Linked DNA regions of Homo sapiens: regions 1 and 3 are each linked to region 2. A link is a contact called in ENCODE Hi-C or POLR2A ChIA-PET data. All regions are on one chromosome and are shown on one strand. Each heading gives the region's core, a stretch centred on a gene start or an enhancer-like site at or near the end of the contact. The rest is flanking DNA. Distances are from core to core; before and after follow the strand shown.

Region 1 (2,843 bases), core at 311-2,810, 330 kb before region 2:
CCAGAGGCAGGAGTGCAAAAGGTCCGGGCCTGGGGTCCTGGTTTGGAGACTGGCCAGGTGGGCAAGTCAGCCGATTTTGTGGTGGAAGCCATTGGCACCGAGGTGGGGACACTGGGTAAGTGGCTGGGGGGCAGGAGGAGGGAGTGCTGCGGGGGAGGGCAGCAGGGGACACTGTGGGTAATGGGTGCAGTGCGCATGCTGGGGAGCGCTGGGGTGAGCAGGGAGATAGGACATGAGGGCAGCTAGAGGGGAGCTGGGGGACGGAAGGGTCTTGCCTGATGCTGGATCCCCGACCCTCCCCCACCTTGCCCCAGGCTTCTCCATCGAGGGGCCCTCACAAGCCAAGATCGAATGTGACGACAAGGGGGATGGCTCCTGCGATGTGCGGTACTGGCCCACGGAGCCTGGGGAGTACGCTGTGCACGTCATCTGTGACGATGAGGACATCCGAGACTCACCCTTCATTGCCCACATCCTGCCCGCCCCACCTGACTGCTTCCCAGATAAGGTGTGGTCCCAGCTCACACACACCTGCCCCGGGGGTGGGGCAAGCTGGTTCTCCTCCCCTCCCCAACTCAGCCTTCTTCCCTCCGCACAGGTGAAGGCCTTTGGGCCTGGCCTGGAGCCTACCGGCTGCATCGTGGACAAGCCCGCTGAGTTCACCATTGATGCTCGTGCAGCTGGCAAGGGAGACCTGAAGCTCTATGCCCAGGTAGGTCATTGTCCAGTCTCTGCTGCCCTTACTACCCATGGCAGGGACCCTGGAAGGCAGGGCCAGGCCAGAGGCAGAGGCCTCCCAGCAGGAAATGACAGCATCACAGAAGATCAGGCAGGACTGATACTCATGGGCCCATCAGTACCATGGAAAATTTTAAATTTTGTGTTTTCTTAACGATGATAACCTAAAAACGTATTTTACCAAAGAGTCATTTTTGTGCTAATTTGTAATTGAAAGATTGTTTCATTGAATAAGACACTGGTTTCCCAAGTCAGTTTCTCAGACTGGTGTCCATTGACCCCTAGAGGTTAATGAACATATTCTTGAGGATCTAAGAGGGTGATTCTTCTTTGAAAGGCTCATGATTCAGTTTTAGGAACATAAATTTAGCCCACACTCTTCCTGTCCAACACATTTCAGAGTTGAGGAAACCTAGGCTGGGAGAGCAAGCCATACAGATGGCCTTGAGTCAGGCTCCCAGGGTGGGCTCTGGCCGCCAGAGCACGTGGCCCTGGGCTCTGGTGGCCTCAGTGGCTGGTGTGGGGGCGGGAGTGCCAGTGTTGGGGGTGGGAAAGGAGGCGCTGGGTTCACCTGCGGCCAGCAGAGGGCGCTCTGCAGAGGCCACAGCTATGAACTTTGCTTGGGTGATGCCCACAGGACGCCGACGGCTGTCCCATCGACATCAAGGTGATCCCCAACGGCGACGGCACCTTCCGCTGCTCCTACGTGCCCACCAAGCCCATTAAGCACACCATCATCATCTCCTGGGGAGGCGTAAACGTGCCCAAGAGCCCCTTCCGGGTGCGTCCTCCCGGCCTGCCCCGTGCCCACCACCAGGGGTCCCTGAGGGAGGGCGGAACCCTCGCTGGAGTCCCTGTTGTCCCTGGGCTCAGGCTGGGACTGAGGCTTGGGCTGGTGCCACTGAGGCTGGGCCGGGTGCGCTGGGCAGGAGGATGAGCCTTGAGGGAGGGCACCACGCTGAGCTGCGACCCCTCCCGCAGGTGAACGTGGGCGAGGGCAGCCACCCCGAGCGGGTAAAGGTGTACGGCCCCGGAGTGGAGAAGACAGGCCTCAAGGCCAATGAGCCCACCTACTTCACGGTGGACTGCAGCGAGGCGGGGCAAGGTGCGCCCAGCCGGAAGGGGTGGGTCTGGGAGGGGGCGGGGGTGAGTCGAGTCGGGGGCTGAGCCCAACTCACAGCAGTGCCCGCTTCTCTGCAGGCGACGTGAGCATCGGCATCAAGTGCGCCCCAGGCGTGGTGGGCCCTGCAGAGGCTGACATTGACTTCGACATCATCAAGAATGACAACGACACCTTCACCGTCAAGTACACGCCACCAGGGGCGGGCCGCTACACCATCATGGTGCTGTTTGCCAACCAGGTACCTAAGCTCCTGGGTACTCACAGCGACATGCACCTGCCAGCTCCAGAAGGCAGCTGGAGATGCTGTCACTGGGAACAGGGAGGGATGATTCCGCAGACATGGTGGAGCCCTACCTGTGTGAGGCAGGGTGCCTCAGAGGAAGCAAAGGGGGCCCTTTTGGAGGCTGCCCCTGTCCATGCTGGGTCCCCTGGGTGTGTCCTGAGCCAGCATCTAGCTGAGAGCAGGGGTGTGTTCCCCTCGAGAGCCCTGACTGAGCCTCCTCCACATCCAGGAGATCCCCGCCAGCCCCTTCCACATCAAGGTGGACCCATCCCACGATGCCAGCAAAGTCAAGGCCGAGGGCCCTGGGCTGAATCGCACAGGTGAGTGTCTGGGCAGGGGCTGGGACTGGCTCGAGGTTGGGGTTAGGTGGCTGCCAGGCCCTCACCACATCTCTGGGTGGGTCCTCAGGTGTGGAAGTCGGGAAGCCCACCCACTTCACGGTGCTGACCAAGGGAGCCGGCAAGGCCAAGCTGGATGTGCAGTTTGCAGGGACAGCCAAGGGCGAGGTTGTGCGGGACTTTGAGATCATAGACAACCATGACTACTCCTACACTGTCAAGTACACCGCTGTCCAGCAGGTGCGCTCTGCCCCTCCCATGCTACCGCCCGGCCGGCCCGCCAGAGCCCTGGGTCTCCCTCCTCCAGTCCCATGGGACCAGTTCTGGATCCTCCACGCCTTTCCTGCCTCCTGCCCTCACT
Region 2 (2,803 bases), core at 276-2,775:
TCCCAGATCCTAGTGAATCAGATCAAAGATCAGATCAAGCTACAGCTCTACAACCAGCAGCACCGGGCTGACCCATGGTACTGAGAATCCATCCTGCACCTCCTCACCATGGAAACTGGCAAGCCTCATAAACGAACAGCAGTGGGTGCTGAAAGCAGCACCAAATGGAGATTTGGATTCCAGCCCCCCAGTGACAGCCCAGTGGGAAGAAGCAAACTCCAGATGGGCAGAAGGCAGGGTGCACAGGTGGCTCCAGTCTCAGGAGGATGCGCCTCCTCTCCCCCATCCCAGCCCTCAGCATTGTGCCAGAGTGATACCCTTAAGTGTTTGGGTTTATGTTTTCAGTTTTGTTTGGGAAACAGCAGTTGCACAGAGAGTTGGGGGTACTGCTGCTGCCTTTTCACCGAGGCACTGCCACCACCAGCTCTAGCAGGGATGCTCCTGAGCTTGGCGGACATACTTAGATCCTAACGTGCCAGTGAGACCTGGCTGTGGAGAGTAGCACTGGCAGCCCTGCCTGGACTCCACTTGGCATGATACCAGCTCCAGAAGGGAAGGGAGTGGAGCAGGCAGTGAGGAGAGAGCCTGGGGGTCGGCTGGGGACAGCCGTATGTGCTAGGTAGGAGTGGAGGGAGATATGTTTACCAAATGCCTGTCCTGCCATCCTCCCAGGTAGTCAGAGTGAGCTACATCCTGCCCCGCCTTCATTTCCATGGAAACATGGCAGCTAGGACACGGGGTACAACAGCAGCCAAATTCTTCCCCACCTCCCTTACTTCGAAAAAAAGTTTGGAACCCTGGTCCCTATACTCTGCAGTCAGAAGTGGGACTGAGCCATACATGCCCTTGAATTCCTCCCTGTCTGGCCCTCCCTCTCCAGCAAGCAGGGTTTTCTTTAACTTGGCAGTGTGCAGAGGAGAAGTGGTAACACCCCCACCCCATTCCCCTGCATCGGAGCTCAGTATTCCTACAGGGTAAGAGGTAGGAATCTTGCTGGGACGAGGGGAGCCAGAAGTGGCAATAAAAGCGTGTTGACCTGGGCTACGCGGGACTCCATGAATTTTCCATTCTGGCAACTGGAAGGGGAGGTGTAGAAGGGCCCTGCAGAGGACGGCACTGGAGACTCTCCTAAACGCCACACACCTCCCCCTTGCTGCCCGCCACACGCGCGTCTCCTTCAACCGATGCATTGCCACCCTCCCACAGCCTCGCCCTCTGCTCTAAATTAGGTCGAAAGAGTCCCAGTTCCAATCTAGGAACAGCATAATTTTGTTCCAAAACCTGATCTGTGTTTTTCTAATTAAAATTAATTTGTCACCCAAAACAGGAGGGGGATGGGGAGGAGGGACATGAGCACTCCGCTGGGGCCGGGACGGGGAATGAGGAGGAAGAAGGCCCTCTCTTCCCCTACCCGGGCCCTCCAGGACCTTCTCCCTGAGTCGGCTGTAGGGAGGACTCCGAGGAAGCTCGGCGCGGTGCGCTGGGCCTCCTGGCGCCGGGAGGAGCGCGCGAGGCAGGCGGGGCGGGCGCGTCCGGGGCGGGGCGCTGGACTTCGTGGGTGGTCCCCGCCCCCGCGGCGGCCTAGGCCCGCGCCTGCGTCCCCCAACCCGGAGGAGATGGGGGGCTGTGCTAGCTGCTTGCCCAGCGAGTGTTCCCGGAGTCTCCTCGCCGCACCCCGCTATCGGGCGCTCAGACCAGGGGCTCGGCCTGGCGGGAAATAGCCTCGACCGAACTGCTGCGGGGACAAAGAGCCGCGAGTTCGCTCCCTGCCCCCAGTGTCTCCTAAGCGAGCCTTCTGCTCCTAGGAAGGCGCCTTTCCAGCAGCCGCTGGGACCCTGGCCAGTGTTTAGCTCCCAACTAGTAACAGACGGAAAGAAAAAATAAAATTATCCAGAATCTAGAATAAAAAGTAAGGGCCTTTTATTCTGGGAGAGGACAGTTAAAAAGCGCGCTTTCTTGCTAACTTGCCTTTCTTGGTTAGTGCCAGAGACGTGCACTTTATAAACTTATTTAAGTGACACGGACCCAGAAGTCGATGTCTTGGGTTAGAGGTTGGAGTGATGCGCCCTCTGGGTTCAGCGGCTTTGAGGAGCTCACCCTGCAGCGGGCTCCGTTTGGGGCCCCTTGGAGGAAGTAAGACCAGGAACCGTGATCCTCAGAATGATTATTCAAATCTGGATTTTCAAAACTAAGAACTACACTTTCACCATCGCCTCTACTGTCTCTCAGTATCTAGCCTCCTGGGTCTGGACTAAAAGGCTGGGAACTTCTGCCCATGCCCCAGACTTTATAACGCACAGAGCAAATGTTCAGTATAGTGCAGTTCAGGGTTCCTAGCTAGATTGCAAATTGCCAATGTCTCTGATTCTCAGTCTGTAGCTTTCTTTCTCTTCGGCCTGATGCTGGGGAAGAAAATACGCGAAGTTTTATATTTCATGTTTGCTCCTTGAATTTCTACCTATTTCTAGTAACCCTCCTCCCAAACACACACTGTTACCAGACACACACTGTTACCGGGAGTCCTTCCCAAGAGAGGGTTCTTGGATCTGACACAAGAAAGAATTCAGGGCAAGTCCATAAAGTGAAAGCAAGTTTATTAGAAAAGTAAAGGAATAAAGAATGGCTACTCCATAGACAGAGCAGCCCCAAGGGCTGCTGGTTGCCCATTGTTAGGGTTATTTCTTGATGATATGCTAAACAAGGGGTGGATTATTCATGCCTCACCTTTTTAGACCATGTAAGGTAACTTCCTGACGTTGCCATGGCATTTGTAAACTGTCGTGGTGCTGATGGGAGCGTAGCA
Region 3 (2,700 bases), core at 23-2,522, 270 kb after region 2:
CACAACCTGAATGAGTTGAGGGCTAAAAGGAAAGCTTTGTGGAGGAGGAGGAGGTGACAACTAACTAGAATCTTTATGAGAGAAAAGGAATCAACCAGGAGAACAGAAGACAGTCTCCTCCAGAGAACAGCATAGGCAAGACCCTGAGACAAGATAGAATATGATACCTTGGAAACCGCAGGGAGGAATCTGCAAGTGCCGGTTTCTTCATCAGTAACATTGGATTCGTAAAAACACCCTGTCGGGGAGAGGTATGATGTGATATTTGGAAAGCGCTTACTGCAGTGCCTGGCACCAAGCTCAGTTCAACAATCCCCCAGACCCTTCCTAAAGCAACCAGGCTGGGGACAGCGATTTGGTCCCACCTGTTCCCCTGAGCCTACGTCTTTGGGGCTTCTATTACCAAGCCAGACTGTCTAAATATTTACTACAAGCTACTTTTTAAATTCAGGAGAGGGCAGATCAAACAGCCTCTTTTGCCCCCAGTAACAATGAGCCCTTAGGAAGCATCTAAGAGAGAGGAAGGAAAGAAAGGACTGGCGAGCAGGTGAGGGTGGGGGCTTGCTCTACCCTCAACATTTACACACCATGAGGAAGAGGCCCCCTACAGCAGAGAAGGGCAGATGACAGGAGCAGCCCTCGAGGGCACCACCAATTTCAGTGATGGAAAAACTCCCCCATCCCACCCTTAGACCTCCAGTCTCCCAGCCAAGCCCTAGCTCCGGGCGAGATGCGTTCTCTTCAGAAAAACGCTGAGAATTCTCAGCTTCCAGAGACAGCGAGTCCCTCGTTTCGGGCGATGTCCCTGGCCACCTGGCGGTGCCATCCCTCCCCTGAGACTAAGCGGGATATGGGACGTGTGCAGGAGCCGGGATATGGGGGGCCGGGTCGGTGGTAACAGGGAAACGGAGACTGCTGTGGAGCAGTAGGCGGAGACTAGAGCTCCGGAAAAGGTCGCTACAGGGACGGGGGTGAGAGCTGAGAGACACCGAGTGAGGAGCACAGAGATAACCCGCCTGATCTCAAGGCCCAGCTTTCGCGAGGTGTGGAGCCTGTAGCTAACCTAGGAGTCTCCGTCCGCCAGCAATGCCGCAGGACTAAAAAGATCCCCTCAAAAATCTCTTCATTGAGCCCCCACCTCCTCGAGTCCCGCTCCGGCCGGTCGAGCAGCCAATCGCCTCGCGGGGCGGGGTTGCGGCGAGCTGCCGTAACCAATAGAGGTGGAGGGGGCGGGGCCTGGCTCCCGGCGCGCGGCGGTAGGGTCGCCTCCGGCAAAGCGAGCTGAACCCTGAGGGGAGCCGCTGACCAGCAGCATGGAGGACCCCGCCGCGCCTGGGACCGGGGGCCCGCCCGCAAATGGCAATGGCAACGGCGGCGGCAAAGGGAAGCAGGCGGCGCCCAAGGGCCGCGAAGCGTTCCGAAGCCAGCGGCGGGAGTCAGAGGTGAGGAGCCCGGAAAGCTTCGGCTGGGGCCCGGAGACGCCCGCCGGCGGGAAGCGGCGGCTGAGGTGATTCGGCCTCGGCCCCGGAGCCCTCGGCGCGCTCGATCAGCCCCGCGCAGTGGGCGCCTGCGGGGTCCTAGCGGCTGAACTCTGGGCTCTTTGGCCCGGACCAGTGTCCGCCCGTCTCCTGCCGCGGGTTGGGGGCTTTCTAGCCCTCTGGCTTTCCCCCGCTGCGCGAAGATGAGCGCGGTATTGAGCGGACCAGATACTTTCCAAATATTTATCTCACTTAATCGCTGCAGCCCCCTGAAGCAGAAATTCCGATCCCAGTTTATAGACGGGGGAACAGGAGCGGAGAGGTTAAGTGACTGGCTTGAGGGGTGGGAGGCTGGAGCTCAGCCGCAGGAAAGCAGGATTGGCGAGTGGGGCAACCGCAGTCCCCCTCCCAGGCTGCCTGCGGCGGGCCCCTGGGCCAGCCGAGGGACTTCTGCCCGTTCCCTGCCCGTCCCCTTCCCCCCGTAAGTCTTAGGCCGTTTCGGGAGCGCCTTCCGCGGACATCAGGCCCCTGCCTGTGAGGGCTGAGCGAGACGGGATTCAGGCAGGGGCAGTCCTGGAGTGGCTATCTGGAGGGAGCAGTCGCAGGATACAGATAGGAGTGTGAATATTTCGATCTCTTCCTCCTCTCCTGAAAAAAGAAACCCTATCTATGAAGATGAAAGCGTTGAATTATTATCACTTCCCTATCCCCTCATTGAGGCAGTTCCCATCAGTTGGATCTGAGCGGGGATCAGAATAGACGACAAAATATCAGATGTGGCAGGGTCTGCAGATATCATCTGGTATAACCCTTTCATTTTACAGACCTAAAAAAAAGAGGAGTGACTTGCCCAAGATCAGACATCTGGCATAGTTGGTGGTCAAGAACACCAGACTTTGGAGTAGTCAGACCAGGTTTTGACTCCTAGCCCTATCATTTACTACCTGTGTGATTTTCGGCACATTACGGAACCTCTCTGAGCTCCAGTTTCTTCATCTGTAAGATGAGATTAACACTGCCTACCTCAGAAGGTTGTGATAAAGTCAAAATGAGATAATTGACTATAAAATGTTTGGCACAGTGCAGGCACAATGCATGTAATTAGTCAGTACATAGTAACTCTTAGTATATTGCTATCATCATCATCATCATCATCATCAAGTGGCAGAGCTGGTACTAGAAACCAGGTTTTTGGCATCCCAGACCTTGCCTTACCATTTGA

Evidence for each region. Hi-C counts contacts between places; a loop is a spot of excess contacts on that map. ChIA-PET counts read pairs that join two places held with the same protein, here RNA polymerase II (POLR2A). Pooled maps may share reads with other maps.
Region 1: a pooled map shows a loop between it and region 2 (3-fold over the local background). The contact joins two enhancer-like sites. A Hi-C loop is called at or near these places in 2 of 50 pooled maps. POLR2A ChIA-PET finds 5 or more read pairs at or near these places in 3 of 52 experiments (CD4-positive, alpha-beta T cell, H1 and PC-9).
Region 3: a loop to region 2 is called in a map of transverse colon, with 3 times the contacts of the local background. The contact joins the promoter of STRIP2 here to the enhancer-like site in region 2. A Hi-C loop is called at or near these places in 1 of 168 maps with a recorded cell type or tissue (transverse colon) and 5 of 50 pooled maps. POLR2A ChIA-PET finds 5 or more read pairs at or near these places in 2 of 52 experiments (H1 and WTC11).

The regions. Positions count from the first base shown.
Region 1 is chr7:128,840,856-128,843,698 of GRCh38, forward strand. FLNC (filamin C) reads left to right here. Exons shown (of 48, transcript NM_001458.5): 11 at 1-115; 12 at 315-508; 13 at 599-712; 14 at 1,376-1,519; 15 at 1,720-1,843; 16 at 1,939-2,099; 17 at 2,374-2,464; 18 at 2,553-2,722. Among named protein-coding and RNA genes, the nearest start is that of FLNC, 12 kb to the left of the region's middle. RefSeq lists a silencer at 1,358-1,407 and an enhancer at 1,584-2,088. Within about 2 kb of position 1,561, at least 3 of the 41 ENCODE cell types and tissues checked have a DNase peak (open chromatin) inside an H3K27ac peak, as active enhancers do.
Region 2 is chr7:129,167,791-129,170,593 of GRCh38, forward strand. TSPAN33 (tetraspanin 33) reads left to right here. Exons shown (of 8, transcript NM_178562.5): 8 at 1-1,909. The coding sequence ends at 84. Among named protein-coding and RNA genes, the nearest start is that of SMO, 19 kb to the right of the region's middle. RefSeq lists a silencer at 1,397-1,616 and enhancers at 1,987-2,036, 2,106-2,803. Within about 2 kb of position 1,526, at least 13 of the 41 ENCODE cell types and tissues checked have a DNase peak (open chromatin) inside an H3K27ac peak, as active enhancers do.
Region 3 is chr7:129,433,160-129,435,859 of GRCh38, forward strand. STRIP2 (striatin interacting protein 2) reads left to right here and starts at 1,273. Exons shown (of 21, transcript NM_020704.3): 1 at 1,273-1,442. The coding sequence starts at 1,314. RefSeq lists a silencer at 1,153-1,632.